Linked DNA regions of Homo sapiens: region 1 is linked to region 2. Evidence: chromatin loops called from intact Hi-C (ENCODE). Cell type or tissue: natural killer cell. All regions are shown on one strand. Links, peaks and the distances in the headings refer to the core of each region. The heading gives the core; the rest is flanking DNA. Region 1 overlaps LINC00469 (long intergenic non-protein coding RNA 469). Region 2 has its middle 120 kb from the start of LINC02074.

Region 1 (12,539 bases), core at 2,141-10,140, 180 kb before region 2:
TGAGGTCCGTGACCAGCAGTGATCCAGTTTTCATATGTGGGTCAATACATATGTTTTCTTTTCTTTTCCTTTTTTTTTTGAGACGGAGTCTCACTCTGTCACCCAGGCTGGAGTGCAGTGGCGTGATCTCGGCTCACTGCAAGCTCCGCCTCCTGGGTTCACACCACTCTCCTGCCTCAGCCTCCCGAGTAGCTGGGACTACAGGCGCCCACAACCACGCCTGGCTAATTTTTTGTATTTTTAGTAGAGACAGGGTTTCACCGTGTTAGCCAGGGTGGTCTCGATCTCCTGACCTCGTGATCTGCCCACCTCGGCCTCCCAAAGTGCTGGGATTACAGGCGTGAGCCACCTTGCCCGGCCGCATTTTCTTTTCTTTTTTAGGGATGGGGTCTCACTATGTTGCCCAGGCTGGAGTGCAGTGGCTATTCACAAGAACGAAAATACATATGTTTTCTGATACAGACTCCCCTCTTTATAAGGGTCGAATGAATCAGAGAATAGCTTTAATATCAACACATAAAAGTAACATTCAAGAAGTACATTTTAATAGGACAATGAATATTTTCATCAATCATTATAGCACATTCAATCCAGAGAAGGCAACCAGAATGGAGAGGGGCTCAGTTTGGAGAATTGTTGGAAACCAGGGTATTTAACCCAGAACAGAACAAAAGGCAGGGCCTGCTGCTTCTTGTTCCTATGCAGAGAGTTACTGGGTTATCTCATTCCACACGGCTTCACAGGCAGAATTATTCCCTAACTGGCAAGAGGATAAAGTCCTAACTCCTTATCATGGAGTCCAAACTATATCTACTTTCCAGAGTCCTTTCTAACCTCGTCTCTGCATTCTGAAGGATGCCAGCATCAATGAAAAACAGCATCAGGCCAGACACAGTGGCTCACGCTTATAATCCCAAACCTTTGGGGAACTGAGGCAGGAACATCACTTGAGCCTAGGAGTTTAAGACCAGCCTGGGCAACACGAGGGCAACATACAGACCCAGCCTCTACAAAAAAATTTTACAGATCAGCTGGGCATGGTGGCATAGCACCTGTGGTCCCAACTACTCAGGAGGCCGAGGTGGGAGAGTTACTTGAGCCTGGGAGGTTGAGGCAAGGATCGCACCACTGCATTCCAGCCTGGGTGACAGAGTGAGACCATGTCTCGAACAAAAAAACAAAAAAACAAAGAGGAAAAAAAAGTACCAGATACTTTTTAAACGGCACTTGTTAAAAATCAGGGGCTGGGGTCACCTTTAAGAACACGGCCTAGTACAGATGGAAGCCAAGCTGAAGACAATCAAGTTTCTTGGCACAGTCTTGGCAAGGCCCTTGTGCCATGCACTTCATAGTTCCTTTTTTTTTAAAGCAATTCCCCTGCCTCAGCCTCCCGGGTACCTGCAATTACAGGCATGCACCACCACACCTGGCTAACTTTTTATATTTTTGGTAGAGACAGGGTTTCACCATGTTGGCCAGGCTGGTCTCAAACTCCTGACCTCAAGTGATCTGCCCACCTCGGCCTCCCAAAGTGCTGGGATTATAGGTGTGAGCCACTGTGCCCGGCCAGGAATTCATAGTTCAAACTAGGCACAACCAAAGAGGGGCACCAGGGGAGAGGAGGAGAGGGCCCAGGTTTGTCATCTTTCCTGAGATGCCCCTAATATCTAACGTTGTGCTTGGTATTCATATTTGTTGAGTGGGCAAATGAATGCATGCATGCGAGAGACCACAGAACACCGTGGCCTCTCATTGCACTCGTGGGCCTTCCTGCCGGAGGCTAGATTCAAACAGTCTGGGCAAATGGGCCCAAGTGTTGACAGTGGGCCTACACAGTGGTTAAATGCAGCCAGAAGACATTGTGGCAAGAACATAAGTTAGAAGGTTTCAGTCCTTGCTGCGCCCTACATGTGCAACTGTGGACAAATTGATCATCCTCACTAAGCTCGTGTTTTTTTCAGCTCGAAAGTGAGAATAATAATAATGTTTAGCGATTTGGGCTGAAGGAGGAATAAATGAGATTCCACATACCGGTACCTAGTTAGTCTTCCACATGGTAAGATGCTTAAGAAAACTTACTTCCTCTTTACCCAAATGGTTGTAATAATTTTATTCTGTTATGTTCCCCAAATATGAGTTAATGGCCACATGTTTTGGAAGGCAGAGAGAATGTCTCAGTTGCACAATGTCCATTATAACTAAAAACTCAGTAAAGGTTCTACTTTCTGATGACGAGGATTTTTGAGGTTTCTCTGGTCCTTGTGGTTGCCTTAGATATCTGTCTTTCTTAATCTAAACACACAGGGCAGAGCTTTCTCCAAGAGAGACCCATGTGTCCGCTACATCAGGATCACCTGAATATCAGAACGAAGCTGCTTTGCTTGCCATTCAGATGGTCCTCAGAGCCACTCCAGACCCACCAAGTCAGAGTTCCTGGGAGTGGAGCCTGGAAATCTGAACTTGAACTACCACCCTCAACTGATTCCTGTGCACACTAAATTTGGGGTTGAAAAATGTTTTCAACTGGAGCAAGAGTGTGCTTCCTCACCACCAGCCTAAAAGTGTACACAGACCCCACAGCCATGCACCTCCCCTAAGGCCCCAGAATCAAAGGTCACCTATAACGCTCCATTTCTGAACAGTGGGAAGAATCAAATAAGAGGGCCCATCCTCCAAACACAGAACTACCGAAAGGCTGTTGTATCTTTTTGAGGCCACTCCTATCACATATCACCCCTCAATCGATCCTCTTCTCCCTTGGGCCTACCTCCCCTTAACTTTTGTAGCCTCCATTTCCCCACTTGCTGAAAGGTGATAAACACCAGGTTTTGATCTATGGTTAACCTTCTTGTCCAAAGTCTCGAACAAGCACATTCTGCATGGTTGTTGACCACTCCACTTGCCAGGTAACAGGTGCTCCTGAAAAGCTAGTCTCCTTCCCTCCTCATAACACTGCAGTGAGGGTGGGATGGGGTGATGCTGGTAGATTCTTGCCATTCAATTATGGCATTTGACTAAGGGGACTGTTAAAAATGCAAAACCTGCTAGGTGCAGAGTCTCATGCCTGTAATCCTAGTATTATGGGATCTTTAGGGTATTGCTTTTCTGGCCAGAAACGTCTGTGGCCGGTGGTGCCTTTGCCTGAGTTCTTGTCCCGTGTCCAGAAAGAAAGAGGTACACAGATGAGTGGAAGGTGAGCAAGATGAAGAGGAGATTTATTGCGTGTTACAACAGCTCAGAGGAGACCCGCAGTGGGTAGCTCCTCTCTGTCAGCAGGGTGTCCCATTGAGTGTTCGGCTCTCAGCAGAGAGGAGGCCCTGGAGAGGGTAGCTCCTCTCTGCAACTGGTTGTCCTGATGTCTGCAGCTCTCAGTAGAGAGGGTAGCTCCTCTCTGCAGCTGGTCATCCCATTGTCTCTCTGTCCTCTGGCTCCTCTGGCTGAGCCCAGGGCTTGTTTGGGCCTCAGAGGGGGGAAGTGTGTGTGGATTGGTCCATGGGCAGCCATGGGCAGGCCCAGGAGAAAGCACTGTAATTCCCCTTCTGCTCTGTAGGACTGGCAGCCTGGCCCCCAGGCTTCAGGCCTGCTCTGTCCTGAAGGTAGGGCTTCACTGGGGACCCACCCCTTTCCACCCAGAAGTCTGTCTGCCTCCCTCGGCCATCCATGGTGCCCAGGCTATTGGCACCAAGGGGCACCTGCAGGCCAGCACCCAGCCACCTTCAGCCCCCCTTCAACTTCCCCCACCCCACGCTCCTTGGTGCCCAAAGTTTGGAGGGGGCTGACGCAGCAGGGGGCTGGCATGTCAGCACCACCCCAAGCCTGTGTATACCTGGCCGGGCTGTGACAACACCCAGGCTTGGCCCCAAACCCTGCTCCAAGATCAGAGCAGGAGCCTGGAGTGGGGAGAGCCGGGCAGTGGGAGCAGGAACCTCCAAGCCTGCAAGGGCAAGGGGGGCCTTCCCAGGCTCCCCAAGAGTGCAGGGATGCCTGGGTCTGCAACCCTGGTTTGTGTGACTGCAGCTGTGCTCAGGGCCATGGGGCTCCTGCCTGCTCCATGGAGTTCGAGGCCCAGATCCACAGCTATGACTTGGGCAGCTACAGCCCTGCCCAGGGAGGTGGGACTCCTGCCTACTCCCGGCTCCCAAGAGCACAGGGGTGCCTGAGTTACAGCTGTGGCTTGGGTGGCTGCAGTTTGCACCTTGGGAGCTCCTGCCCCACCAACTTGGAAGGGGCAGGGATCCCACTTGTCCCCAGCTCCCACCAGCTCTGTGGAGCATGGCACTGGGCTGTGACCCCTTGCAGCCTGGGCTGGGGGCTCCAGGTCCTCACTGGGTCTGGGTCATCATCCGGGCAGGAGTGACATTGCTGCGAACGCCCGCTGTGGCCCTGACGCTCGGGGGCAGCCGGGAGCTCTCCCTCCCCCAGCACACAACCCGGCCTGGCCCCATCGCAGAGGTCCCAGGGTGGCGGGCTGCTGGGCAGGGCTGTTTGCCTCCTCCCTGTGTCCTCCCTGCAGCGGCCAGTGTGATGGCAGCTAGTAGCTGCACCAGATGGCCTGCTACTGCCATCACTAAGAATTTGGGAGGCCGAAGAGGGCAAATCACTTGAGCCCAGGAGTTCAAGACCAGCCTGGGCAACATGATGAAACCCCATCTGTACAAAAATATACAAAAAATTAGGTGGGCATGGTGGCACACAGCTGTAGTCACAGCTACTTGGGAGCTCGCCTGAGCTTAGGAGGTTGAGGCTGCAGTGAGCCGTGACTGCACCACTGCACTCCAGCCTGGGTGATAGAGCAAGGCTCTTGCTAAAAACAAAAATGATAAAACAACAATTGCAAAACCCAGGCTACCATAGACGTACTGATTCAGAATCTGAATCTAACAAGGTGCCCAGGTGACCTCTTAGTATGTGAGAGTCTGAGAAAGCGTGGCTTGCTGCCCAACTAACAGCTCTTTCTGCCCACTCCCTCGCTGACAGCTTGTAAAACAAGTGCTATTTCAGGAAGGAATAACCCGCTTAGGTCTTTAGGGACTCTGGAAGGAGTTGTAAGGTGAGACTATAATCAAGGAAAGTTCTAAGAATTATGGGCTTCAACCACATAGAGACAGGTTTAACCTCATCACGGCGGGTGCCTTGGACAGCCTTCCTCCACTGCCTCTTAACACAGTTCGTACTTTTGAAGACCCAGGGATGCTGGAGCTCACCAGCATTACACCCACTCATTTTGATATTAGGGTTGTGGTGAGTCATCAAATCAGCCGGAACCAATTAAGACTGAACCGTTAAGATCCCTGCTGGCATCACCGCACATGGTCCTGGAAACAGAGGGACTGATCCAGTGAAACCCCACGTGGGGCAGCAGCCCATTGATGGGACACAGGATGTTTCCACAATGCTCCTTAAGTCAGCAGGGTACCCCCATTAACATATGGCCGCTTCCAATGCCCAGCCTGCAGGTGGCGGCCATTCTATTTCCATTTACACCGCAGCAGCGTCCTAACTGCTGCTTTGCTGAATTAGCCCTGCAGGGCTCAAAGGAAGCGCTTCGCAGAGCTCCCGTTCAGATTAACGTGTAAAATTTAATTACGGAGGCCTGGGCTATCGCAAGGTTTAAAGCCATTTACTAAGCCTGGGAGCTACAGAGTCCTCCCTGAGACTCCTGTGTCTAGGGAGGCCCAAGCAGCCCTTTGATCATTAAGGGCTGAGAATATCTCAGCTTGCATATTAGGGTCAGGAAATTATCTTTCCACTTTCCCTACTAAATGGACAAAGTATTCATCTTGGGGCGAAAGAGCAATTCTGAAACTCCAAGAGAAAGCAAGGACTTCCAGAAGCCATTGGTCCAGGTCCCCATCTCTAAGTGGCTTGATAGCTAAATCCAATAACCAGATAAAAATAAAAAGTACAAGGGAGGCAAAGTCCCTGTCCCCTAGGAACTCAAAGATGAATAGAGCAATAGTCACAAGACACATAGATAAGTAAATGCAGTACAGTGAGTGAGTCAATAGAATAAGAAGATTCACTCAGCCCTTGGGAATATTCCAGGAAGGCTTCCCAGAGGAGGTGGCTCATCCTCAGGGTTTTGAAGAATAAAAAGGAGTTATTTTTACAAATAAAGGAGTGAGTGGCTGTGGGGAAGGACATTTCAGGCAGAAGAGTTCTGCTAGCTCTAGAATTTATAGGAGCAAAACTTCTTCAGTCCAGCGTACGTGTCTGGAAGATTCTCTGCTGCTCAGCTCTATATGGAGTTGGACAACTGGTCGGCATCTGTTCCCTAAAAACTTTAGATTGTCACCTCCTCAAGGGCATAGCTATGCCTCCTAGATTCCCAGCAGTATCAGAAGGAGACGCTGAGCTCGTAAGAGAATTTTAGTGCAGTGCTGGAGCCCTTAACACCCAATTCCCAGGCCCCCACCCTGCATGAACCAACTCTTGTCCAGGTTTCAAACTTGGACACACAATTCCCTTAATGCACAATTCTCAGGCCCCTCCCCTGCATGAGCCAACCCTTGCCCAGGTTTCAAACTTCAATTCCTTTTACCTATAGCGAAGTATGATTTTTTTCTCCATCACTTTATACCAAATAGAATGAAGAAAGTGAGGCAGGATGAGTGGATTTACGGCCTCAAATGAATTTCAAGATGAATAAGAACAGTCGCAATTAAAATCAAATTTCTGAGACAGGATTTGATCTCTTTCAAGGAGAGAGCGGGCCTGGCCTTGCCCACAGCCACAGATGCCCCTTAATGGGGTTTGAGATGCTAGGATGTGGGACTCGGGAGGAAACACCTGGGGAACGCCGCACCTTTGAAGCTCATTTTGTCAAGGTTCTTTCACGGCGGTATCACCGGAGACCAAATACCATTTTTAATTACTCACGAAAGCACGAGATGGTTGCCTCTTCTCAGGCACACTCCTCGCTCTTCACTTCAATCCTTTTTTTTTCTTTCTTTGAGACGGAGTCACTCTGTCGTCCAGGCTGGAGTGCAGTCGCGCCATCCCGGCTCACTGCAACCTCCGCCTCCCAGGTTCAAGTGATTCTCCTGCCTCAGCCTCCCAAGTAGCTGGGATTATAGGCACGCGCCACCACGCGCTGCTAATTTTGTATTTTTGATGGAGACGGGGTTTCACTATCTTAGCCAGGCTTGTCTCGAACTCCCGATCTCAGGTGATCTGCCTGCCTCAGCCTCCCAAAGTGCTGGGATTACAGGTGTGAGCCACTGCGCCTGGCTCTTCACTTCAGTCTTATCTTCAGGCTGTCTCTGTCTCCTTGGCTGGGGGAAAGACGCCAGTCAGCTATTTTTTCTGTGGCCCAGGTGAGGATAAATGAGGGCTCCAGGGGGTCAGGGATTTGCTCAGAGTTGGTTAGAAAAAAGCTTAATAGCTGCTGATACTGAGCACCTGCCAGGGGCTTGACACACTTTTTCTTTCATCTCGTGACTCCCGAGGTAGGTATGGTTAGTTTTATTTTGTGGGTGAGAAAACAGGCTCAGAAAGGTTATGAAACTGGCTCAGGGTCACATAGCGGGTGGCTGAAATTTAAATCTGGGTCTTCTGACCCAAAGCCTGGTGGTTTCCCATCTGCCCTCTTGATGCAGGAGTCCAAAGAGGAGGCCAGGGGGCATGCTCAGAAGCTGCGAAGGGGAGCTAGACCTGCCTCCATCAAGGAGTCCAGGTGTCTGGGATCCACCTGTCTACCTCCCTCCCAACCTTATGGAATATTCCTCAGAGTCTCCCCCTACCCAAATTTGGTAGGGTTTCTCTTCGTTCAGAAGCTCTGGCCTTCTTCTTCAGCTATTTCCTTATTTTGGTGGTGTCTGAGTGAACCCAGGACAAGACCTGCCAAGGAATTTTCTATGTCAGTCTGAAAGAAAAGCTCACCTCCTCCATCGCTTGCAGCAGGGGTTCCAGCTGGAGTCTGCAAAGCCAGGGCGATTCTCCCTTCCCCATAAGGGACATCTGGATATGTCTGGACACATTTCTGATTGTCACATCTGGGAGGGTGGGTGCTGATGACGTCTGGTGGGTAAATGCCAGGAGTGGTGTTAAACATCCGGCAAGGCCCGGGACAGCCCCCGCCACAAAGAATAATTCAGCTCAAAGTGTCACCACTGCTGTGGTTGAGAAACCTGCTGTGAAAAATGCCAGGAGGGAGGAGAAAGGAGCCCCTTAACTTCAGTGCCTTATGTCCATGGGACACTGACACCCCCAGGCAGAAGCAGCCACTTCACTTGGCAGGGCGGCACAAAATGAAAATGTTGCAATTCTTGTGAAAAATGATTTAAAATTTCAAGACAGCAACAGCAGACCATTAAACAAGGGCCTGTGGGACTGGCCAGGACACCCACCTAGGAAGCTGGAAAGAGCTCTCTGCTGGTCCCTGGGATCCCCTGGGTGCCCTGTCCTCAGCTCTCAGGCTTGTAGTCACACGACTCCTCCAAAGAGTTCAGGCCAGAACACTGAGACGGCAGTGCCTGCTGAGAATCTGAAGTGGCAGACTCACCTTTCCTTTATGGAGGAAAAAATCTCACTTTTGACTGTCAGGGAATGAAGGGACAGGACTCAGAGGACTGTCTAGGAGGTCCTGAGTCCTCCCCCGTCCTACTGCTTCTTGGGAGGGTCAATATGCCACGAGGGTTTTCAAGCACAAAGTAATTAAGAGGAGGAGCAGAAAGCTTCCAGTCTCCAAGCTGGTAGCCCCCAGGGCTGAATCTGTGGTTTTCTGTTTGCTGTGACACTTCATCTGTAGAGGGCCGCTCTGGGAAAGAGCGGTGCATACTGGGCTCCATCTGAGGAACAGATCCTGGAAATGACCTTCTCTCCTTGTCTCTCCCTGTCTCTCCCACACCCCCTCAATAAGCAGCCTCCTGCCATTTATTTCAATGATATTGCTTTTGTTTTGTTTCATTTTTCTTAAGCATTTTATTTTTATTTTTATTTTTGAGAGGGAGTCTTCCTCCGTCACCCAGGCTGGAGTGCAGTGGCATGATTTTGGCTCACTGCAACTCTGCCTCCCAGGTTCAAGCGATTCTCCTGCCTCAGCCTCTGGAGCAGCTGAGATTACAGGCACACACCACCACACCTGGATAATTTTTGTATTTTAGTAGAGACCCGTTTTTGTCATGTTGGCCAGGCTGGTCTCGAACTCCTGGCTTTAAGTGATCTGCCCGCCTCGGCCTCCCAAAGTGCTGGGATTACAGGCGTGAGCCACTGTGCCCAGCCTTGAGCATTTTACAGTTAGATTGTTCTTCAGGGTTGAGGGTGTTTTTGCAAACCATCTCACATGCCTTTGAGAAGATCGGAGGGAGGGCTGCAGGGGTGTGAGTGGTAGCCCAGGTGGACAGGAGCAGCCACGAGGGGCCCACCGTGAATCAGATCGTCTGTGGAACAGGAGAGAAGGGCCCTGCCACCTGCTCAGGCAGCCCCCACAGCAGATAGTTGTAGATTTCCAGAGCTTCAGCTTCCCTTTCAAGAGTGGAGGGGAAAAAAAGCAAGAGGAAGGCCTGGGGGCTAGGGCAACCCACCCACCAGACAATGATCACAGACCAGCCACCATCAGCCACAAATTCTGCAGCTCAGGTCTAATAGTAATCACTGGTGCTGTAAACATTTAAGCACCTACTGCCTTCTGGTACGCATATGGGCATCAGCATGGTAAGTAGCGAAGAGCATGGATGGACCCTTGAACCAGACTCCAGCTTGAATTCCAACTGCCACTTAATGGCTGTATAACCTTAATCTCTCTGTGACTTAGTTTCCTTGTGTATAAAGTGTGGGACCTACCTCATCGGGGTCACTATCCATAGCTTAATTTTTATAAAGTGCTTAGGAAAGTATTTGACACGTGGTAAGCACTAATATAAAGAGGTGTAAAGAAAAATCATGCCTATAATCCTAGCACTTTGGGAGGCTGAGGTGGGTGGATCACTTGAGGTCAGGAGTTCAAAATCAGCCTGGCCAACATGAAGAAACCCCGTCTCTACTAAAAATAGAAAAAAATTAGCTGGGCGTGATGGTGCACACCTGTAATCCCTGCTACTCAGGAGGCTGAGGCAGGAGAATTGCTTAAACCCGGGAGGCAGAGGTTGCAGTGAGCTATCGCACCACTGCACTCCAGCCTGGGCAACAGAGCGAGACTCTGACTCAAAAGAAAGACAAAAATTAAATTACCAGATTTAATCCCCATGGTAACCCTAAGAGGTAGGGACTGTTATCGTCCACATTAATAGACAGGACACTTGGAACACAGAGAGGCTGAGACCCAGGTCCAGAGTCACACAGCTCGTCTGAGGCAGAGCCTGGATTCAAATCCAAGCAGTCTGGCTTTCTGTAGGACTGTGTCCTCTCTCCAAGGGGAGGATGGAGCTTGACCACCTGTGTTCAGGTCCTGGCTTACCCATCAATTAGCTTGGGCTCCAATATCCTCCTCTGAAGTCAAGGAGGTTCCCCAGATGTCGTGGATGACTCCCATGAGTGGCTCTTAGAGGCCAGGAGGCCTGGGTGTCTAGTCAGTGTCCTGGCCTCAGTCCTGGCCTCTGGGACAAGGGAATTGTGGATAGGGGAGCAGCTGTCCCTGAGCAGGGTGGATGGATGTGGCAGTTTCCAGCCCAGCTCACTGCACCCGCTGTCAGCCGTTATTGAAACACATAGCCAGGGCTGGGTAACAAGACGGCCACAGAAATGATCTGAAGTGGATTTAATCATTGCCCTGGTCCCTGCCAACTCTTGTCCACTTAGGGGTTTTGCCTGTCTCGCTCGGACTTGACAGTCTGGACACTCAAGGTGATGAGCTGCCCAGAGCACCCAAGACCCAGACTCCACCCAGGACTGTCCTCTCCTGGACCACCTGCCTGAAACTTCCATCCTGACCCTTCTCCACCTTCTCAATGGGACCTGGGGTGAGAGCCCAAGCTGGGAGCGCCGGCCTGGCATTGTGTAGTTTAGACAAGTCCTTGAAGCAGGGCAGGTGGGGGAATGGGGAGGAGTCGGGGGCTCAGGCCCCCATGTTCCTCCCCAGCACAGCCTCACCTGCTCTGCCTCAGAGTGACTCAGGACAAAATCCCCAGGTGGCTCTGATGGTACTTGAAGTGACAGAGGGAAGGAGGAATCTGGAATGGAGACCCCAGCCCCAGGCCCTTGAGCTCAACCCAGCACCAGCCCCCAGACCTGTTCACTCTTTGGCCTTCCAGGGCCAGCCCCAGGCTGGGCTGTCACTGATGTGGGTGAGCAGGAGTGGTCCCCGTTCCTCACAGGGGCTTCTCTCTATGCACACCTCACATCATCCCCCGACCTCCAGGCATAAACCAGCCTTGCAGCCCTGACTCCAGACCTGTCCAGAGAAAGTGCCACCTGCCTGGGGAGCTGATGCAGATGAGAGGGAAGGAGAGAGAGACAGTGTCCCCTGCACCATGCCCTGAACTTCCCAAGGGACCTTCATCAAGCTCCCCTGGGGGCTGTATTGTTAAAATGCACAGATTCTTGGACCTCGACTCTGGACTTCCAGAAGCGAAATCTCTGCGGGGGTGGAGGAATTGGGCACTGATTCTAATGAAGTCCCCAGGGCAATCTCACCTGCTTTAGAGCAGAGGTTGGTACCCTGGCTGCACATCAGAGTCTCATGGGAAATCTAAACACATCCGTTCCAGGGCCTCACCCCCAGACCAAGCAGACCAGTGTCAGGGCTGGACATCAGGCATTCGTATTTTGTAAAAAATGATTAAAATGTGCACCCAGGGTTGAGAACTGCTTCAGAATTTGCAGACCTCCAGCTGGGTCTGACCCAGGAAAACAGGAAACAAGAGAGATGGTGTCAGCTGGGGCCCTTCACTGGTGGGGCCAGGTGGGTGGGGGGAACATCCCCACGATCCAGGCGACCCCCACCGCTGGCCAGGCAACCTCATGGCTGAAGGCGAGGAGGGACGCAGGCACGAGGGCCTTGGCGTAAGGAAGCTGGCTCTGCAGTCAGGCCCTGCCCTGGGGCTGTTCAGATGCCCAGGAGGGCAGGTTTATGCGAATGAAGCAATTACAGAACCATTTAAAAGAGTGAGGGAACTTGGTCCAGAAATGCCTGTGGAGCTTTCAAAAGGGGTGAGTGACCTCATCCAGCCAAGAAAGGGTCTGGGAGAGAAGCTGGAGGCCGAGGTCTTCAGTCTAGGCTAGGGGAGGGGAGAGAACGTTTAAGAGGGTGGCAGGCATTCCTGTCCCAAGTCACCAACTGGGTAGCGCTCTTGTTTGTCTTATGCAAGAGTGTTTAGATAAGAACAGGCTTTTGCATTTCAAAAAGGAGCCTGTTCTTCCTCGCCTTGCTTCTTCCTGTGCTGAGTAAACGGAAGGCACACCCTTGTTTCCCTCCCTATTCACAGCTCCTCTGTCCGCCACAAAGACAACCTCCTCCCCTTCTGCCCTCGTCTTCTGCCTGTGGACATTCAAGGGACCCCGCTCCTCCTTCATCCTTTCTCTCCTGCACGAATGAATCGTTTCCCGTGAATCTGCTCTTTGAAAAACCCCTTCCTAACTTCCATCTCTCTTCCTCTGCTCTC
Region 2 (12,539 bases), core at 3,144-11,143:
AACTGAGACATATTCTGGTTGGGTATTTTTTCAATTATTTTAAGAAAAAATATATATATAAACAATCTAAGTAGAATTAGAAAATACGTAGGCAGCAAGAATGCTCGTTAGGGGGTGCGGCATGGAGGGCAGAGAGCCCCTGGCCGGGCCTCCTCCTGACCTCCCCACCTGCCCCCTGGGCACCTCCTATAGCCTGGTCACCACCACACATGCTTCAGAATTAGCCACCAGCAGGATGGCGAGGCCCCAGGAACCATCCCTTGAAGGAGGGCAACCTGCTGCTCTGGAAGGTTCTCAGAGACCCCAGAAGAGGCTGCCCAAGGCCTGGGAAGGACCCCAAATTACACAGATCTAATGTTAGTGGCCTAAGCAGGGTATGAAGATATGGACTGTATTCTGGCATCTCTTAATATTAATAGTTGCCAGCAGGGGCCCTGGGACCAGGGGAGCAACAGGGGTGGGAGGTGGGAGCGCACCCCACCCCACCCCACATCTGACTCATTGAGATGCTGCACAGTGGCCAAGGGACAACGTTCTGACCTTATTCCCCCAACAGGTGGGCCCAGTGCCAACCACAAGGGACTTGGGTGGACAAGTGCCCAACTCTCTTCGCTGGCCCCTCCGAGACCACCTTCTTCCAACACTCCTGGCAGGAAGTGGTGGACTCACTTTAGAACCCGGAGGACTCAGAGGTGCCCTAGGAATCTGACTTGCAAATCAACTGTGGAGTGTTTACCAGGCCACGCCCTGCCGTCAGGACTGCATTCTCAACAGTGAAATTGGGCCATTACCCTCCCTTGATCTTGTGCTATTTGTCTGTAATGGGTGTGGGGCTCCTCCTCCCAGCAGCTGGGTCTCTCCCCTGCAGCTGGCCACAGGAGTGGCAGAGACCCTGGTGGAGTGACTGCAGCTTTGCAGGGGGCTAACTTTACTCCAGCCCCTGGGTACTGAGCTCTGGGCTTCCAGATGCCCCCAAAGATGAGCAGAGGCTATGGACACACATCAGACATCACCCAAGATGTGCACCCTCTCATTTCTGGGGGGTTGCAGGAACAGGAACCCCAAACAATGTGACTTGCCTTTGCCTCACCCCATCCCAGGGTCAGCTGTCTTAGTGTCATTATTCCCTTCCAGAAAAGACATGAATATTCCTCTTAGCCTCTGCAGGCACTAAATAATAATAATAATAGTAATAATAATAATGATAACACAAAATAAAGAGCATTTAGGCTGGGTGTGGTGGCTCATGCCTGTAATCCCGGCACTTTGGAAGGCTGAGGTGGGGGTACCGCTTGAGCCCAGGAGGTTGAGGCTGCAATGGGCGATGACTGAACCACTAAACTCCAGCCTGGGCAGCAAAGCGAGACCCTGTCTCTCACACACACACACAAAAAACATTTAATATGGTTTTTATTTTCAAGCTATAAAGTTAATACATAGTGATTGTAGAATACCTGAAGCATGCGTAGTAGTATAAGGAACAATACTAAAATCGGCTTATCCACTGCTAGAGGTAAATACTGTTAACGTTTTGGTGTATTCTCCTTGAGACTTTTCGTGTGCGCATGTGTGTGTGTGTGCGTGTGTGTACGCGCACGAACATCTATGTGTCTACATTATAAAGCACAGTTAGGATTATACTATATGCACTTTTGAGTCCTTCTCTTTTTAATTAACATGATATTATGAGCCTTTTCTCACCCAACAGAACAGCCTGTAAGGGCCCCCTTGCCTTTTCCACTTGCGTTTTAGCCCTTCAGAGGGCAAGGTTCCGGCTGTCCACACCCCTGGCCAGGAGAAGGCCAACCCAGGAAGGAAAGAAAGACAACGGCATGCATTAACCCGGAGTCAACCGTTTATAAAGTCAAACATTTAAAAGGCAAAGAGATTCACAGTTAATCAAATAGTCGATTTGTCAGAGGGTCGAAGAAGATAATGGCTTCAATTTTAAGTTCCAACAAACGCAGCTACCTCCTGTGTCCTATTCAGTCATCCCACCTCTCTCAGAACTAGGACATCCTACAGTTTTGGCCATCACGGCCCCCGGCCAGCCTGCTCGCCCCTCCACGACAGGCCCTTTCACCCTCCACCCTGTTGATTCCTTCATCAGCATTCCCCACCGCACTTTCCAGAGCTTATGCCAAGAGAGCTTTCCTTTGGGAGTTTGGTGAAATGGGGACATGAAGCCTGCCTGGGGAGGGGTGTGTGTGTGTGTGTGTGTGCGCGTGTGTTTGTGTGTGTAGGGTATAGGTGAGCAGGGCTAAGAGACCGATGTAAAAGGAACAGCCCAAGGTCAAGGGCTGGGGGCCAGCAGGAAGCTTCCGTGGCACAGTCATGAATTCTAAATAAATGAAGCCCTCTAAGCATTTTTGTTCTTCTTTTCATCAGTTCTCAACCAGGGGTGACATTGTCCCCCAGACGACATTTGGCAATGTCTGGAGACATTTTTGGTTGTCACAACTGGGGGGTGGATGCTACTGGCATCTGGTGGGTACAGGCCAGGGATGCTGCTCTGGGATGCAGCATCCTACCGTTCACAGGTTGCCCCCTGCCCCCACCACAGAGAATGGGTGGGCCCCAGGTGTCAGGAGTGCTGAGAATGAGGGACCCAGCATTCTCTTCTCTTCTTTGGTCTTTCTTGCCTGCTTGTAACATGCACTTAGACCCTTCCAGATCCACAGGTGCAGATTGTCATGAATCCCAAAGACTAGTATGGGGTGACTCAGTCTACCCCACTGAGGTCAAGAAAAATAAGTGGATGGAACCCGGGAGGGATGAGAACACAGGGTGTGGGTGCAGCTGTGAAAATTTCGTGCTCATGATTTCACACACTCTCTTAATGTTCTTAAGAGCCTTTGGGGAGTAACCTTGGGACCCGCAAACACTTTGCCCCCTTCTCAGGTTCGGCAAGGCAGGGTTTGCCTGTAAAGTAGTAGGACAGTGTCTGGGGAGCAAGCTGCACTTTGACAATTGTGTGAGCTGAAAAGAGGAGGAGACAGAGACATCCTGGGGACAGAGGTGGCAGGGTACCGTCTTTGAAAGTTAAGGAGGTGTTTTCTCTTTGGAGCTCTGTCCACCACCCCAGACTCTTGAGACAAGTCATAGTTACAAAATGGCCACTTAGCATTTGTGGCCATCTCTTGGATGGATGTTGGGTTGACTTGAGGGTGTTCTGAGATGCTGTCCTGGTGGATCCACAGGTATGAAGCCCACCTCTCTGCATGGAGTACCACGGCCACCCATTGTCAATTGTCCAAGGTGGCAGTGTGACCTCAGACTGGACGTTGGAATACAGAGATGAGCCTCTGGCCTTCACCTCTTGGACCTTCCCTGGTTTGGACTCCTGATGGCAGGTTTGGACTCCTGATGGCAGATGCCAAGGTGATGTCACTACCTGGATCATGCTGGGAGGAAGATGGAAGAGGGCCCAAGAGCTTCAGAGAGCAAACCGTCGGCTGCAAGCTGGGTCACCTGGCTCCGGCAGCCATTTTTCTTTCCTTTGGGTTCCCCTGACACTGAGTACTGTTTTGACAAAATGTTCAGCAACCAAGTGTCCATGCATGACCTAGAGGGTTCAGGAGGGACAGCCAGCCTGAAGACTTTACCAATAGACCCAGCATGGAAGGAGGCTCTCAGAGGCTGGAGGGGAAGGAAGCCTGACTTCTCTCTGGACACACCATGCCTCCTCTATTGCCAGAGCATGAAGGGAAATGGTGGATCCTCTCCTAGTAATACTTGAAGTCTTTGTTATTTGGGATCATTTGATTTTTGACTCTTAAAAATAGTCCATAGGCCGGGTGCGGTGGCTCACGCCTGTAATCCCAGAATTTTGGGAGGCCGAGGTGGGTGTATCATGAGGTCAGGAGATCGAGACCATCCTGGCTAACACGGTGAAACCCCGTCTCTACTAAAAATACAGCAAATTAGCTGGGCATAGCAGCAGTCACCTGTAGTCCCAGCTACTCAGGAGGCTGAGGCAGGAGAATGGCATGACCCCAGGAGGCGGAGCTTGCAGTGAGCTGAGATTGTGCCACTGCACTCCAGCCTGGGCGACAGAGCGAGACTCCATCTCAAAAAAAATAATAATAAAAATAAAAAAAAATAAGAGTCCATGAGGACTGAAAATGGTAATGAGGTTACAGTGAAAGTGAGATTCCAGGACAGGCTAAAAAATCAAGAGAAAGAGACTGGAGGAGAAACCTCACCTCCTTTGTGGCTTTTCAGAAATGGCCTTTGGAAGCAGCAGCAACTCCGAGAATGAACTTGCTGGCCCCACCCAGCGATGGAGAGAACATCCCTTTCAGAGCAGAGATGCAGGATGGAATAGGTGAAGAGAGAAATACAGATTCCCTGAATATCCGTGTCCTCCCTCTTTTTTCAAGGACTCCAGTATCTCCTGGAAGCTCCTAGAAAAAGTCTGGCATTCATGTGAACTTAATCAGCAGAGACTCATTTACATAATAAGCATTCTGTGAACACTTACCATATACAAAGCACTGTGTCCCACAGCTAGCATAAGGCCTGGCATACAGTAAGTATTTAATATTTGTTTAGGATTTTTTTCTTTTTTTAGATGGAGTCTCGCTCTGTAGCCCAGACTGGAGTACAGTGGCACGATCTCAGCTCACTACAACCTCTGCCTCCTGGGTTCAAGTGATTCTCCTGCCTCAGCCTCCCTAGTAGCTGGGATTATAGGTATGCGCCACCACGCCTGGCTAATTTTTATATTTTTAGTAGAGACGGGGTTTCGTCATGTTGGCCAGGCTGGTCTCAAACTCCTGACCTCAGGTGATCCGCCCGCCTCAGCCTCCCAAAGTGCTGGGATGAGCCACCGCACCTGGCGTGTTTGGGAGATCTAAGGGTGACTGAGAGACTATCCCTGCAGCCAAGGATTTTATAAGCCAGACGTGCCGGGGAGTAATTCAAGGTGGAATGAAATAAGTACATTTCCTGGTGTTTCTTTGGTCTCAGCTGCTCATCTGGAAGTGAAGCAGAGCTCCCTGGGGACCAGAGAGTATAGAAAATTTCTTTCTTGAGTGGACCCTAAGAATGAATGGGGAGATTTCCCCAGAATAAACCAGCTCACCCTTCCTTTTCCCCTTCCGCGGAGCTGAGTCTAGGGAGCAACAGCAGCGCCATCTTTCTTTTTCGGAGGCAGAAGCTGTGCACTCTTATCAGCAGTGGGACAGACTTGGGCTTTGGACCCAACAGATCTGGAGACCACCCACTAGATGAGGGAAGCTTGGGTACTGAGCCTTGGTTCCCTCTTCTGTAAAGGGAGCTAATTTTGTCTTCCTGCAGGGGGTGGATGTGAGAATTGTGAACGCAAAGTGGTGGGCACACTGCAATGGGTGTTCAGCCATCTGAGTCTTTGTCCTGTGACGAGTGTGCACATAATAGCATCGCGCGTGTTAAAGCTCTCTGAGCACAGGGCCTTTGTATCACTGATTTCCCCGCATCGCCTTAGTGTACAGTGCAACGTTCGCCCATGGTAGGTGCTAAATAAATGTTGTTGTTGTTGTTTTGTTGTTGTTGTTGTTGTTTAGACAGAGTCTTGCTCTGTCGCCCAGGCTGGAGTGTAGCGGCGCGATCTCGACTCACTGCAACCTCCGCCTCTCGGGTTCAAGCAATTCTCCTGCCTCAGCCTCCCAAGTAGCTGGGACTACAGACACCCACCACCATGCTCGGCTAATTTTTTGGTATTTTTAGTAGAGACGAGGTTTCACCATGTTGGCCAGGCTGGTTTTGAACCCCTGACCTCGTGATCCACCCGCCTCAGCCTCCCAAGTAGCTGTGATTACAGGCACCCACCACCACACCTGGCTAATTTTTGTATTTTTAGGAGAGGTGAGGTTTCACCATGTTGGCCAGGCTGGTCTTGAACTCCTGACCTCATGATCCACCCACCTCAGCCTCCCAAAGTGCTGGGATTATAGGCGTGAGCCATCACGCCTGGCCATAAATGTCTTTCAATGGGATATTTAAAAACATATGCATGTTGTTATGATATATATCTTCAAAAACAAAAATCGGGACATGTCTGACTAGGACAAGGACACCCAAGGCAGGCACAGATGAAGCACTTTAAGTAAGGCCAGTCCTCAGACGTCTGGCTCCAAGATGAACACTGACAAGGCCGTGCGTCTGGCTCGCCCCTCACTCCCAGCAGCCCTATTTTTCAGGGGGAGAAGGATGAGGCCCAGAGAGAAATTAAGATGACTTGAGCCAGGTCACAAGAAATATGATATTCCAAGAATTACTACTTCCCAGCTTCATCCTTCAATATCTCTCTTTCTCTTCATTTTGAAAAGCATAAGTTTAGGTAGGAGAAAATCTACCTAAGAGGCAAGAAAATTTCCCATGATGTTCAGCTTGTTCAGGTGACACACCAGGAGATGGGGTGAGGGCAGAGGGGTGATTTTGTCTCCAAAGCAGGGGTCAGCAAATGTTTTCTGTAAAGGACCAGATGGTAAATTGTACAGGCTCTGCAGGCCCACCATCTTTGTCACAGCTTCTCAGCTGTGCTGTGGTAATGCCAAAGCAGCCCTCAACAATATGTACATGAATGAGCGTGGCTGTGTTCCAATAAAACTTTATTTATGGACACTGAAATATGAATTTGATATCATTTTCACATGTCATAGAATAATACTCTTTTGATGGCTTTTCAACCATTTGAAAAAGTAAAAAAAAAAATTATTCTTATCACGCAGGCTATAAAAACAAGATGGCGAGCTGGCTTTGGCTGGTGGGCTGTGTTTGCTGACCCTGGCTCCAAGCACCTGTGAGATGGTCACTGGATGGCATGCATCCACTTACTCCACATTCTCATCTTCCTCTTGGAAAAACCTTCTGGCCATGGGGAGATGCCTGTTCCCTCAGACAAAAGGCTTAGAGGTACAAACAAGGCACTGCTTTCTCTACGAGGCTTCTAGATCGCCTGCCACCCGAGAATGTGAATACTCACATTTTTAGCTTCTAATGGGGGTGGACAGCCAGAAATCAAACTAGAAATGTGTGTTCTAAGCCATCTAACCCCCAGATTCCAGCATTTGGCTCCTCCAGCTTGAGCTAAGAAGTTGCATGAAAGCAGCCAGGCATGGTGGCTCACGCCTGTAATCCCAGCACTTTGGGAGGCTGAGGCGGGTGGATCACCTGAGCTCAGGAGTTCGAGACAAGCCTGGTCAACATGGCAAAACCCCATCTCTACTAAAAATACAAAAATTAGCCAGGTGTGGTGATGGTCACCTGTAATCCCAGCTACTCAGGAGACTGAGGCAGAGGAATCACTTGAACCTGGGAGGCGAAAGTTGCAGTGAGCTGAGATCATGCCACTGAACTCCAGCCTGGGTGATAGAGTAAGACTCTGTCTCAAAAAACAAAACAAAACAAAAAAAAAAGAAGTGAGAAAACAAATAATCCATGCCTCGACTCTCTTTGCAGAGAGTCCAGGACACTGGATGTTGGAGGCCTCACTGCTAGACATAGTCACAGAGTGCCTGGTGCACTGCTTAGAATTTGTCCTTTGTAAATTTAACTTGAGGAAGCACAGAAAGTTTGCCCTTCATATTGTGGCATAAATAATCGAGGAGCAGGTACCCCAGGAATGAAGACAGAGGAAGTTCTCAGTCCATAGTGGAGTGCACAAGAATGATAGGGAAGCCCAAGGTTTGTAAAAACCATAAATATCTCAACGGTATGCAAGGGCAGCCTGGAGAGCATCATTATCTGCTCCCCTGACTGTTTTAATATGCTGGGTAGAGAAGCCTGATAAATCACCGGAGGCTGCAGGGCTTGGAGAAGATTTGGCTGGAGCTAAAAGAAGGCAGCCCATGGGGAGGACAACTTTAGAATAACCTGAAAATACACAGACACGTGCCTGCAGACAGACACTTTCATTCATTCATCCAATATTTATTTCCTGCTTATGTTGTTCCAAGCACTGGACTAGATGCAGAGAGAATCAAGTTGAAGAAGACTCAGCTCCTGCCCACACGGAGCCTGGGAGCAGGGGAAGGCTGGAAGATACCGATTGGAAAGGTATCTCAGGAGCATGAATTATTGCCAGGGCACGGGTGATCCAGGGGTGCACCCCGCAGAGCACCTGCCCCCTTGTGGAAGCCCAGCTACCTGCAGCCTGAGCGCTGAGAACCTGACCAGCACCTGCAGAGACTGCAGAATGATCCTCAGTGGGTCCTCCTGAGCCGTCCTGCCTCCACCTCAAGCCCCTAGCAGAGAGGATCCCGGCCAGCCCTGAGCCAGTACAATGAAGGAGACAGCTGAACTTAATCTACCGAGGCTCTACTCCTCTTCCTGCTTGGAAAATCTCCATCCAGCCCGCTCAGCAGAGGGAACTGCCCCAGGAAGAGAAGAGCGGTGGGCTGAGGGGCCGGGTGGAGAGAGTACAGAGGGAGGAAGCTAAGTAAACACCCAGCCTCTGTGCTCCCCCGTGCTGCCTCCGCCTGGTCAGCACCCTGTCGCTGGCATTGATGGTTTCATTTTTCTGGAGAGAAAAAGAACAAACGCGGAAGATAATTGTAGTGGAACGGCCGATAAGTAACGTTTGGTCTCCTTTTTACAACCATTCCCTAGGGCCATATTATGATAATTTTTCTTCTATAACTGGCAAATTGTATAACGAGTCAGATGATAAACCAGCAAGCAAGGCAGAAATTTGCATTTTAATACAACTGCTGGTATCACTCCCCCCACCCCCCATCCCGGGGAGATCAGGGCCTCTCTGATCCTAGGTCACCTGGCACCCTGCCCTCCTGTTCCCTTCTCTGAGTGAGTGAGTCTGGAGCACTCAATAAATGTAGCATTTTCAATGAAAGCATAATATCTGTTTTCTCCAGATATTATGTAGCATAGAGATTACGATTCAGGGCCCTGGAATCTGCCAGCTGAGCCCTACCCCAGCTCCGACACTGACTGAATGGCTATTCTTAGTCAGGATCCTGAACTATGCCTCAGTTTCCTTTTCTGCAAAACGAGCATCATTCTACTCTCTACACTAGGGGTTTTTCTGTGGATGCCTGGTGTGCAGCAAATGCTCAATAAATATTATTAGTAATCGTGTCATGATGGTCTGTGTGGAAAAAACTTAAGCTGCTTTTCCTCTCTCCTCCTATCACAATCAACACAGAAGATTTCTGTGCCCAGACATGTGGGCTTTTTCCCCACATGCCAAGCAAGTCATCAATTCCGCAGGGAACATCAGCTAGGTATCCTCCCACCCCAATTCAATCCCAACACCATCTACCTGGAAATAGCATCAGATCACAGGTTGGGGGCTCGGTCCCACAAGAGTGACCCCCACATTTCCAGTGCCCATCACAAGCCCCAGTTTGTTTCACCTGGGCTTCTGACCTGCTGGCTGTAAACTTGGCTTCCCACAATCCTCTTCTAGGGTTCGATTAATCTGCTAGAGCAGCTCACAGAACTCAGGGAAACACCACATTCACCGCTATATTCTAAAGGACAGATGAAGGATAGAGATGAAGAGATGCACAGGTGAAGGTATGGGGGAAGGAGTGTGGAGTTTCCATACCTTCCTCCTGAAACCTCCATATGCTCAGCTATCCAGAAGCTCCCCAAACTCTGTCCTCTTTGGCCCTCTATGGAGACTTCATTGGATAGGCATGATTGACAACCATATAGACAACCATATGTGACTAAACAAAAAGGGTTTGATCTTAATACTAACAGACTGAGGGGGAAAACCCAGCCAGGCCTGTCTGTTCAGATTCTTCTTGGCCTCTCTGTGCAGCCTTCCTTCCTCCAGGGTATAGGGCAGGACCTCTTCTGAAATGGGGGCCCCTATTGACTTATAATCAGACAAGGAAGGTCAGAGAATTTCTTTATGGCTGGCCCCAAGACAGAAAGCTGGGGAAGACTGGAGTCCTGCCTTGGCCAGGTAAAAGGAGGGCAGGAGAAGTTCAGAGAGAGAGATTCTGTTTTTCGAGGCCTGCTTTTGAGGCCTAAAGCCCCCCAACAGTATAATAAGGACCATGGGAGTCATGAGCCAGGAACCATGGACAAAAACCAACATAGCATAGATGATATTCTAATATCACAGGTGGTGATGATGATGATGGGTCCAGGTCCATAGGGCAGTGGTTCCCAGTCAAGGCCGTGTTATCAAGCCAGCCTCTGTCCCTCACCTGTGCTCTTGTACACACCCCCCCACCACCACCTTCAGGGCCTTAGCACTGCCTTTATATTCAGAGCCTGGGAGTCCTGGAAAGTTCAGAGCACACAAGGTTAAGGGTACACAAAAAGCCAGGTCATGGGTTATGGAAGATCACACAGATGTGTACACATCACCACCAGCCAGCCCCCAGGGCCCAGAACTGTTCTGGTCACCCCCTGGGCAAGTCCAGTTTTAGAAATTCTAGAATCTTCCAGATAAACGAAGTGGTAGAAAGAGCACTGGCCTTGGAGTCACAGGCTTGACCTTGAAGCCCTGCACCATCACTTCTGTCTGCTCAGCTTTGGAAAAGTGAGTCCATTTCCCATCTATACAAGGAGTAACAACATCTATGCTTCTGAGGACTGAAAGGGTTAACAGAAGCCCACGCCTGGCACGCAACACCAGTTAAATCCACCAATTAGCTGACTCGGAAAGAAAGGCGCTAACAACCTTGGCCAACTTTTCGGTATGGTGGTTACATTTGGCAGGGACTGCCCATCCTTTCATGCCCAAGAGAAGCTAAGTGGTATCCAGAAAATCCTGCCAAAAACAAGTCTTGATTATTATTTTAGCTCCAGGAGTGAAGACTTTGGGGACTTGGCATGCCCTATTGTTTGAATTTATAGACATGGGCCCCTCCAATAACCAGCCAGAGGGAGGAAAAGGTTGCTATCACAATGGATTTTTTGGAGAGTTGTTTTTAGAATTTCCTACAACCCCTTGAGACCATCAGAAGTTCCAAACCAGGGCTGGGAATTAAGTTTGTTTCTGCAGTGTGATGAGGCTTCTGTCCACCTCACTAGGGTATAGGGGGTAGGAGCTGCTTTTTCTACACAAAATGAACCACAGACCATGATGAGGACTTTGGTGGTGGTGCCACAACTGAGATCATTCATTCATTCAACAAACATGTATTGACTTCAGTTTATGTTCCAAGCCTGATCTAAGTGATTAGGATATATAAGAAAACAAAACAGACAATACTTCCCACCTTCATGGGGCTTACTGTGTTCTAGTGTGGAGACACACACACACACACACACACACACACACAAGAAGTAGGTGAATTGTATGTTGGAAGGCAGAGTGCTAGGATAAAATAGAGCAGAATGAGGAAGCACACTGAATATTCTTTTTCTTTTTTTTTTTTGTTATTTTTAAGAAATGGAATCTTTCTCTGTTGCCCAGGCTGGAGTGCAGTGGCATGATCACAGCTCACTGCAGCTCACTAGGCTCAAGCAACCCTCCCACCTCAGCCTCCTGGGTAGCTGGGATCACAGGCTCAGGAATGAGGAACCAAACCTGGCTTGAATTTTCAGGAGGGAGTGTGGATAGAGTGGATTGTTGTCCCCAGTTTTCCACACCCTCCTGGTAACAGAATCTAATATCCTGGCTCTTGGTGGGTGACTTAGCAGTGCCCCTCCCACCCAGAGGAGTTGTAATACCTTTTCCGCCCCATGATGCTGGGCTTCGCCGTGTGATTTGCTTGGGCCAACGGGATGTCAACTGCTCTGATGCATCAGAGGCTTCATGTGTGCTTGTGAGCCTTAGTTTGGCCTCCTGTGCCTCTGTCATTGCTATGTGAAGAGCATGCCCAGGTGCATGAAGCCTGCAGTCAGCCTGGCTCAGCCCCACCCAGCCTGCTCAGCCCAATCGCAGCCAATCTGTCAACCACTAACATGAAATAAAATATGACTTAAGACTTCTGTACTGGTTTTCTATTGATACCATAACAAATTACCACAAACCTAGCCACTTAAAACAACACAAATCTATGATCCCAACAGCTCTGTGAGTCAGAAGTCCAGTTTGGCTCCAGGCTTCAGAAGGACAAAATCAAGGTGTCTGCTGGTTGGGCTTTTACTGGGAGGCTGTGGGAAGAATTTTCTTTCAAGCTCATTCAGATCATTGGCTAAATTCAGTTCTTTGTGGATGCAGAACTAAGATTCTCATTTTTTTACTTGCTGATGGCTGGGAGCTGCTCTCAGCATCCAGAGGCCTCTCTCTCTGGTTCTGACATCTCAGAGGCAGCAATGGCACATTGAAGCCTTCTCATACTTGGAATCTCTCCTTTCTTCTGCTTTTCCATCTGCTATCAAGGGCTTGTTTGATTACACAGGGTCCACCTAGATAGCCCGAGTGTATTGTCCATTCTCACGCTGCTATAAGAACATAACTGAGACTGAGTAATTTATAAAGGAAAGAGGTTTAATGGGCTCACAGTTCCACATGGCTGGGGAGGCCTCACAATCATGGCAGAAGGCGAAGGAGGAGCAAAGGTTTGTCTTACATGGTGGCGGGCAAGAGGGCATGTGCAGGGGAACTGTCCTTTATAAAACCATCAGAT

Evidence for each region. A loop is a pair of places that touch in the nucleus more often than their neighbours do. Peaks named below come from ENCODE experiments on the same cell type or tissue, not always from the same donor. Only the 100,000 strongest peaks of a DNase experiment are listed, where the experiment ranks them.
Region 1: it touches region 2 in a loop (26-fold over the local background); 3 of 110 quality-filtered maps call a loop at or near these places.

What each region holds. Positions count from the first base shown.
Region 1 is chr17:73,815,807-73,828,345 of GRCh38, forward strand. LINC00469 (long intergenic non-protein coding RNA 469) reads right to left here. Exons shown (of 4, transcript NR_027146.1): 2 at 7,882-8,019. Among named protein-coding and RNA genes, the nearest start is that of LINC00469, 6.5 kb to the right of the region's middle. RefSeq lists enhancers at 4,314-4,935, 5,127-5,703, 12,068-12,539. In natural killer cell, for the core only: a CTCF peak has its summit at 5,446 (motif pointing right); DNase peaks (open chromatin) are centred at 6,795 and 8,055; H3K27ac peaks cover 842 bases.
Region 2 is chr17:73,990,692-74,003,230 of GRCh38, forward strand. No RefSeq gene overlaps it. Among named protein-coding and RNA genes, the nearest start is that of LINC02074, 120 kb to the right of the region's middle. In natural killer cell, for the core only: CTCF peaks have their summits at 8,119 (motif pointing left) and 8,319 (motif pointing right); a DNase peak (open chromatin) is centred at 8,120.